Regions from separate parts of the Homo sapiens genome. Here all the other regions are linked to region 1. Evidence: read pairs that join two places in POLR2A ChIA-PET (ENCODE). Cell type or tissue: CD4-positive, alpha-beta T cell. All regions are shown on one strand. Region 1 overlaps SFN (stratifin). Region 2 overlaps LOC124900417 (translation initiation factor IF-2-like). Region 3 overlaps PIGV (phosphatidylinositol glycan anchor biosynthesis class V).

Evidence for each region. Peaks named below come from ENCODE experiments on the same cell type or tissue, not always from the same donor. Only the 100,000 strongest peaks of a DNase experiment are listed, where the experiment ranks them.
Region 2: POLR2A ChIA-PET joins it to region 1 with 18 read pairs; 17 of 35 experiments call an interaction of 5 or more read pairs at or near these places.
Region 3: POLR2A ChIA-PET joins it to region 1 with 10 read pairs; 18 of 35 experiments call an interaction of 5 or more read pairs at or near these places.

Annotation. Positions count from the first base shown.
Region 1 is chr1:26,863,793-26,866,292 of GRCh38, forward strand. It overlaps SFN (stratifin), which reads left to right. Exons shown (of 1, transcript NM_006142.5): 1 at 1-664. The coding sequence ends at 167. Among named protein-coding and RNA genes, the nearest start is that of SFN, 1.9 kb to the left of the region's middle. RefSeq lists enhancers at 1,066-1,195, 1,406-1,715. In CD4-positive, alpha-beta T cell, no CTCF peak of the experiment used is centred here; DNase peaks (open chromatin) are centred at 519, 1,029, 1,379 and 2,154; H3K4me3 peaks cover 2,207 bases; H3K27ac peaks cover 1,573 bases.
Region 2 is chr1:26,691,604-26,694,103 of GRCh38, forward strand. LOC124900417 (translation initiation factor IF-2-like) reads right to left here. Exons shown (of 2, transcript XM_047439473.1): 2 at 305-2,500. LOC101928728 (a long non-coding RNA gene) reads right to left here. Exons shown (of 1, transcript NR_135804.1): 1 at 307-2,500. Among named protein-coding and RNA genes, the nearest start is that of ARID1A, 3.2 kb to the right of the region's middle. RefSeq lists enhancers at 1,082-1,596, 1,313-1,412. In CD4-positive, alpha-beta T cell, a CTCF peak has its summit at 1,056; DNase peaks (open chromatin) are centred at 928 and 1,538; H3K4me3 peaks cover 1,864 bases; H3K27ac peaks cover 1,519 bases.
Region 3 is chr1:26,798,861-26,801,360 of GRCh38, forward strand. PIGV (phosphatidylinositol glycan anchor biosynthesis class V) reads left to right here. Exons shown (of 4, transcript NM_017837.4): 4 at 1-1,799. Among named protein-coding and RNA genes, the nearest start is that of PIGV, 12 kb to the left of the region's middle. RefSeq lists an enhancer at 1,224-1,473. In CD4-positive, alpha-beta T cell, no CTCF peak of the experiment used is centred here; a DNase peak (open chromatin) is centred at 1,511; H3K27ac peaks cover 2,292 bases.

The sequences.
Region 1 (2,500 bases):
CCAAGACCACTTTCGACGAGGCCATGGCTGATCTGCACACCCTCAGCGAGGACTCCTACAAAGACAGCACCCTCATCATGCAGCTGCTGCGAGACAACCTGACACTGTGGACGGCCGACAACGCCGGGGAAGAGGGGGGCGAGGCTCCCCAGGAGCCCCAGAGCTGAGTGTTGCCCGCCACCGCCCCGCCCTGCCCCCTCCAGTCCCCCACCCTGCCGAGAGGACTAGTATGGGGTGGGAGGCCCCACCCTTCTCCCCTAGGCGCTGTTCTTGCTCCAAAGGGCTCCGTGGAGAGGGACTGGCAGAGCTGAGGCCACCTGGGGCTGGGGATCCCACTCTTCTTGCAGCTGTTGAGCGCACCTAACCACTGGTCATGCCCCCACCCCTGCTCTCCGCACCCGCTTCCTCCCGACCCCAGGACCAGGCTACTTCTCCCCTCCTCTTGCCTCCCTCCTGCCCCTGCTGCCTCTGATCGTAGGAATTGAGGAGTGTCCCGCCTTGTGGCTGAGAACTGGACAGTGGCAGGGGCTGGAGATGGGTGTGTGTGTGTGTGTGTGTGTGTGTGTGTGTGTGCGCGCGCGCCAGTGCAAGACCGAGATTGAGGGAAAGCATGTCTGCTGGGTGTGACCATGTTTCCTCTCAATAAAGTTCCCCTGTGACACTCCTCCTGTCTCTCTTCCAGTTCTTGGCGATGGGCTGGGAGTGGGACTGGAATCTGACTTAGAGACCCTGACTTTGGACCTCTGAGTTAGGGCCCTGAACTCCCTAGGTGGCTCAGTGGCCCGCACGCAAGACTTTGAGTCCAGGTGAGGCCGGGGTCCGGCTCTCTCCATCACGGCGGCCCCAGTCAAACTGGACGGGACCGGGAGGGTCGGGTGAACCCACAGGAGGCGCCGTGGCTCCTCTGCCGGGCTGAGGGGAGGTGAGTGGGAGCCACGGCGCGGGAGGCTGACGAGCTCTGGTGGAGCGGGGCAGGAAATAGTGAAGTCTCCGGCGTGAGATCTAAGGACAGCGCCGCAGTAGTGAGCGGCACTGAGCACCCGATTTGCAGGCGGGTCACAGTTTCATCAAGGGCTCAGATCTCAGCGGAGGGGAGTACGATCTGAGGAAGGGGTATAGCGCCGCCAAAAAAGCCTAGATCTTAGGAGAGGGTCACGTCCCACAGAGTTCGGAGATGGAGACAAAAGGAAACGGGCTGAAGGGGAGGAAGGACGAGCTGGGTGGGAAGGGCCGCTGGGAGCTGTGCCTACCGAGCCCGCTGCCTGAGCTCTCTGCAGCCAGCAACACGCCGGAACCTGCAGCCGCCTTGCTCCGTCCCGCCTTCGCAGCCCTGGACTGGAGGCGGGGCCCGAGGCCAATACCGCCCAATCACAGGAGGGAGCTGCCCCAGGGTACCGCCCCGGGGGCCTGACTGGCCAATGGGAAAGTGAGCGGCGGAACGCGCGCGGCGAGTTTCCCGCCGCCCGCCAGGCCTGGCGGACACCACGACTCGCTGACTGACTGAGAGGCGCCCCCGCCGCCCGCTGAGCGCCGAGGGGCGGAGCTTTCCCGGTTTCACTCAGACAAGTTGCCGCCCGTCCGGCCCGAGAGCTGGGAACCCTCTAGAGCAGCGGGACGAGCCAGGATCGCAAAATGCAGTGCTTGCCCGTTGAGTCATCAGCTCACCCGGCTGGGCCTGGGCCGGGCCGGCCGCGGGGGTTGGCTGGAAAAAGGCCGCCAAGATGCCCCCACCACACTCCGAAATCCAAGCAGCCCTGGACCTGTCGCCGAGAGGCTTGGATTGTGTCCCTGGCTGGCTGTGCGACCTTGGAAAAGCCGTTATACCTCCCTGGGCCTCAGTTTCCCTCTTGTATCATAAGGGGCTTGGACTAAAGGCTAACACAAGAGTGAAAATGGCGGTTTTGGCCGGGCGCGGTGGCTCACGCCTGTAATCCCAGCACTCTGGGAGGCCGAGGCGGGCGTATCACGAGGTCAGGAGATCGAGGCCATCCTGGCTATCACAATGAAACCCCGTCTCTACTAAAAATACAAAAAATTAGCCGGGAGTGATGGCGGGCACCTGTAGTACCAGCTACTCGGGAGGCTGAGGTAGGAGAATGGCATGAGCCCAGGAGGCGGAGCTTGCAGTGAGCCGAGATCACGCCACTGCACTCCAGCCTGGGCGACAGAGCGAGACTCGGTCCCCCCACCCAAGAAAAAGAGAAAATTTGCGATTTTGGACTCAGACAGCCTGGGTTTGACTCCCAGCCTGCCTTGGCCAAGGCTCTTAATCTTGCTTACCTTTGTGTCCTCATTTATAAACAGGGGAACTGAAAAACAGTACCTTCCTTTTATAGTTGCTGTAAAGTAACCCATAGGACAGACTCAACAAATGTTAGCTTTTTTTTTTTTTTTAAGACAGATTCTCGCTCTGTCGCCCAGGCTGGAGTTCAGTGGCACGATCTCGGCTCACTGCAACCTCCACCTCCCGGGTTCAAGCAATTCTCCTGCCTGAGCCTCC
Region 2 (2,500 bases), 170 kb before region 1:
AGTTGGTGAATACAAATCTTCAATGAGCTCAGCAGAAATAAGAAATCCAAATTTCCTGATCTGCCCAGTGGTTTTATGAAACCCCAGTCCCGTTTTTTTGTTTTTTGTTTTTTTAAAAAATATTAGTAGTAGCTTTACTCAGTCTTTTCCACAAAAATAAGCTCACTGGTCAGCAAGCTCACCAGTGAGACTGGTGAGTGAGGCTGTACTTAGAAGAATATGAAAGCCTTGGTATCTTTTTCCTCATATTAGACTGGCCCTGGGTGTTATTTTTGTTTGAAACCTGCCACAAGCCAGACCAGCCTGGACTTTTACTTATTTTATTTTTTATTTCAGTTTTGGTGGAGGTGGTGGTGAGGGTAATTTTTAATTTATATTGAGACAAAATAAGCTGGCTGACTTATGCCTGAGGCTCTTTTTTTCACAGCTACTTTGGGGAAAAAAAGTCTCATTCAGAAATTAACATTTCTCAAAATGTGTTCCTTATTCTGAAATATAAATGACCCCAAATTGCTTAAGAGTTTGAGATGAGTGGGGAAAAGATCTAGAAAAGCATTTATTGTGTGCCAACCAAGTTTGAGGCCTCCTGGTTTGCTCCTTTGGGATTCTAGATCCTTGGCAGTCACAGTTTTACCGCGAAGAGCTGTTGAATGCCATTCCGAGTTCATTCCATTTTTCTCCGTGTGTGCATCCAGTTCGTATTTTACAGCTCCCGTATGGGAGCCGGTAACATAATGAATTGCCTTGACTCTCGCTTCAATCCACTTTCCTCGCTTAATATGCAGCCCAAAGTTTTGCAGCTCGCTGTCAGATGGTAGTGCTAGACTTTCACACCGATCCCAAAGCCTCCGCTGGGGCTGTTTCTTAACACGGAGTTACAAACTTTAAGAACAGACAGCTCCAGACGGAAATCCACGCCAGGCTTTGAACTCTGCTTCTGGCTTCCGTCAACTGACATAGTTGCCCTTTTGCTCAAACTCGCAGCTCCAGTTCGCACTCGAGAGAGCTCTGCTGGGTGTCTGCTGCTGTTCCGCGGCGGGAACGTGTGGGGGCAACAACCTGGCGCTCCAGCGATTCTCCACGCCTTAGTTAGGAATCTAAGCAAACCCTCGCTAGGGTCCCTGGGCTTAAGACGACTTCTCCCACAAGGATTGGGTGGAGGAAGGAGCCGAGCCCGATCTTCTGTTTGTTTGTTGAGTTTTGTATTTCAGACATTTAGGGGAAGCAAATTGCGAGAAAGGAAGGGCTGTCTTCCCTGCAAACGTTTCCCTCTCCTAGCAAACCCTCCAGGCCTCGGTTCCACATTTTGCAGTTGACTCTCTGGATTTTAATAGGTTGTTCCCTTGTCCTCGGGCCCAATCCATGCACGCTGTGCAGCCGGATAAAATGGGAGCACATCCTCTGCCATTTTCAGCCGGTTTGTCCTGGCAGCCCTGCCCCCTTCCTTGGCTGCTCTGCCGCTGGAGTTAATACGCCCAGAAACTCCGCCTGATCCTCCAGGCCTCAAATCCAGTCCGCGTTTGCTAAGTGCCGTGCGGTCGGGGACGGCGATAAGAACTCTCCTGTGAGGGAGAGCTAGCGAGACTTTAGTCCGGTTTCCATGTCAACGATTCAGTCCATATTTGCCATCAGGCTGTTGGCCGAGGTGCTTTCGCGAGGGTAGCGCTGTCCTAGTCCTAGTTCTCCAATCTGCGCCGGGATTCCTGAGCTGCCTGGGTGTGGGGTTAAAAGGCAGGGGCCGTGGGGGAAAAAACTCCACCGAAGGGAGGACCCACTGCCCCCAGCCGGGGTCTCGCTGCTCGGGCCAGCCACGTGCCCAGCTCCTCCCCTCCCCCGCTTTCCCGTTGCCACTGCCCCTAGGGAAAGCTGATGGGCCAGTTTCTAAAAAAGTTCCCTCAGCCCAACATTTCCTGGGATCGTGGTGTGGGGCTCTAAAAGTAAAAGTGGAAGAGAACCCTAGTGAATTAAAAAAAAAAAAAAGTAGAGAAATTCCACATTATCTCCTCCAACCCAGGTGGATAGATTTTTGTGCACTTTACCTTATTGCTAGAGAAAAATGGTGACTGTTTTCAAAACAGCTTGCCCACGTGTAGGGAAGGAGATTTTTGGCGCTTTCCATATTTCACAGCCATTGAAGAAAGGGGATGAGGGCTTTCTTTGGAGAGAAATCCATTCTAGCTTCCAGATTTTCACTGGGCTCCAGGTTTCCCATTACACCCCAGCTCTAAGGAAAATGGCAGAGTAATGGCATGTAAAAAAATCCTCATTTGTGTGCAGGACTCAGGACTGTTTGCCAGCTCAGGGGCAGTTGATTAAATAGCCAAGCTCTATTTATGAGGCAGCCTATAATTTGGTTTCTAGGACCTAATGCACCGGGGAGAGTTGTTGCCCCTGAGGACTGTGAGTGAAAAGAGGGCACTGGCCCATACCAGTCAGTCGGATCTTCTTGGTAGGCTGGTTTGGTTCTTGGCTTGAGGCCGGGGGAGGGGAGAAGAATAAA
Region 3 (2,500 bases), 65 kb before region 1:
ATTTACCAGCCATGTGACTTGGGAGAGTTTTCAGAACCTTAGTTACCACCTCTGAAACCATGGGAAATGATGATATTCTTCAGGGGGTGGTGGTGAATGATGCAGTCTCTTGTAGGTCCCTTTCTGCTCTAACATCTTAAGAACTGCCTTAAACAACAGAATCACCCCAGTCTAAATGCTAATGTAGAGGCTTAAATGTGTGATTTTAGGAGAAAATATCCAGTTCTCCTGTTTTCAGCAATTAGAAGAAACTCCTCCTCCACCGAGTGCAACTCTTGGGAGTAATTTAGGTGGTCTTTCCTTTCAATGAGGGAAAGCAGTAACATCTGGCAGATAAGGTGCCTGTTGTGCCGTTCTCAGATGCCTGCTTACTTGATCAGTAGACATGGGTCAGAGGCGCCAACACGGCGGCAGGAATTGGTAAATTGTACGTAAGTCCAAGGTGGAATGAAATGGTATCTGCCCTGCTTCCTGGCCCCCGTTTGGTCATGAGCCTATCACTATAATGGTAGTAAGATCACTGGCCCCTGCTGAGCTACTTTTGCCCATTCCTTGAGCCAGACGAGAGTTTGGCTCTGTATCATCCATCACCTCTTTTATTTCCCATTTAAGCCAAAACATCCAGTAAGCAGAAACTCTTCAAAACAGATGGGTAATCATAAGCAGCTTCTGGAAAGCCTCAAGAATTGGAATTTTGACACACTCCCTCTGACCATGACAGAAAGCTCAACTTGCCAGCTGAAGGGAAGCTCCTGGCTGAGCCCCAGCACCCTCTGTTGGAGCTTCTGGTCAGCCTGGCCAATAAGCATTTCCCATCCATCGCCCCAGCACTAGGACAGCTGAGAGAATTTGGTTCAGAGTCAAATGCTTCTGAAAATGTACACACAGATCAGGGCAGCCCTCTGCCTTCTGCCAAGACACCAAGTGCCCTTCTTGGCAAACGATGATCACCCCTGCCCTAGTGTCCCTCCAGTTAGTTGGCAGAAACTGTTCCCTTTCTCCTTGCCAACAGCTGCAAATCCAGAGACTTCCACCTTGCGTGCAGGAAGTGTTGGGGTCCTGTTTCAGCTCTTTATTGCCGAGGTAGGAGCACTGGGTTCTTCGCTCTCCTCTTTGCCTCCTTTTGGGGGATAATCAGGACTGATTATTCCTCTACTGGAAGAGGTGACTCAGACCCCACAGAGTAGGTGTGATGTCACTGCTCTGGCAGTCTCAGTTTAACCTTCACACTAGATCTCATCATGCCCAGAAACCTTGTAACAGGAGCCCAGCTAGGTGGGTGCACCTGGCATGAGCTGGACAAGGTTTTCTCTCTGACCTTGCAGGGATTTAGTTGTTCTCTAAGGAGCTAAGGAATGGGCTGATTTTATGACCAGCAGCTGTCCTTTTACCATCCTATTAACAGTCTCTTTAATAGTCTGGGAGAGGGACATGAAGGACCCAAGGCAGGAAGTTTCCTGTTTACCCTGAGGCCTAACAATGCCACAGCTAGGTGGGGTGTCTACAGTTTCAGAGAAAAGTCATTTCCTTCTGAGACCCTGCTAAAACAGAAACCAGACGCCTCAGCCTCACGTACCTAGAAGTAGATGCTTTTTTTTGTTCTTTAATGAAGGTGGGAGGAGAGTGTTTGACATACCTTTACCAGTCCTCCTGGAAAAATGTTACTTTTATTGAATAGACCCTCTCACTGTCATCTGAAAATGTAATATGTGCAGGCTCAAGGGATTTGAAACTGATTGATTCTTTCAGTAATTGTTTATTAATGCCTATTTTAGGGGAATAAAGATGACTCAGCTATGCCTCCTGTCCTCAAATAACTGTCTAATAAGAGTTGCTAGCAGACACAGAAACATTAAGGCAGAAAGCAATAAATTCTGGGGAGTGAAAGGACACTGAAGCTTCTTGCTCTGTATCTCACTACTTGAACTTTTTTTTTTTTTTTTTTTTTTTTGAGACGGAGTCTTGCTCTGTCACCCAGGCTGGAGTGCAGTGGCGCGATCTCGGCTCACTGCAACCTCCGCCTCCCAGGTTCAAGCAATTATCCTGCCTCAGCCTCCCTAGTAGCTGGGATTACAGGTGCCCGCCACCACGCCCAGCTAATTTTTGTATTTTTTAGTAGAGACGGGGTTTCACCATGTTGGCCAGGCTGGTCTCGAACTCCTGACCTCGTGATCCACCCTCCTTGGGCTCCCAAAGTGCTGGGATTACAGGCATGAGCCACCGTGCCCAGCCCTACTTGAACTTTTTATGATTAGAATGAATTCAAGTTTTATTTGTGTGCTTAGAAAAAGGTAAGTGAGGCAGAGAGCATGTACTCTGTAAGTTTACACGAGATGGAGATCCCTTCCAGCTTGGGATACCTGAAAAGACTTCATGGACCAATGATAGTTGAGCTAGACTTTGAATGATAGGGAGGATTTGAAAGTTCAGGGTACAGAATGAATATAGAAGGCAGGAAATGGAACAGGATAGGACAGGGAGAAACCAGTGTGAATGGAGC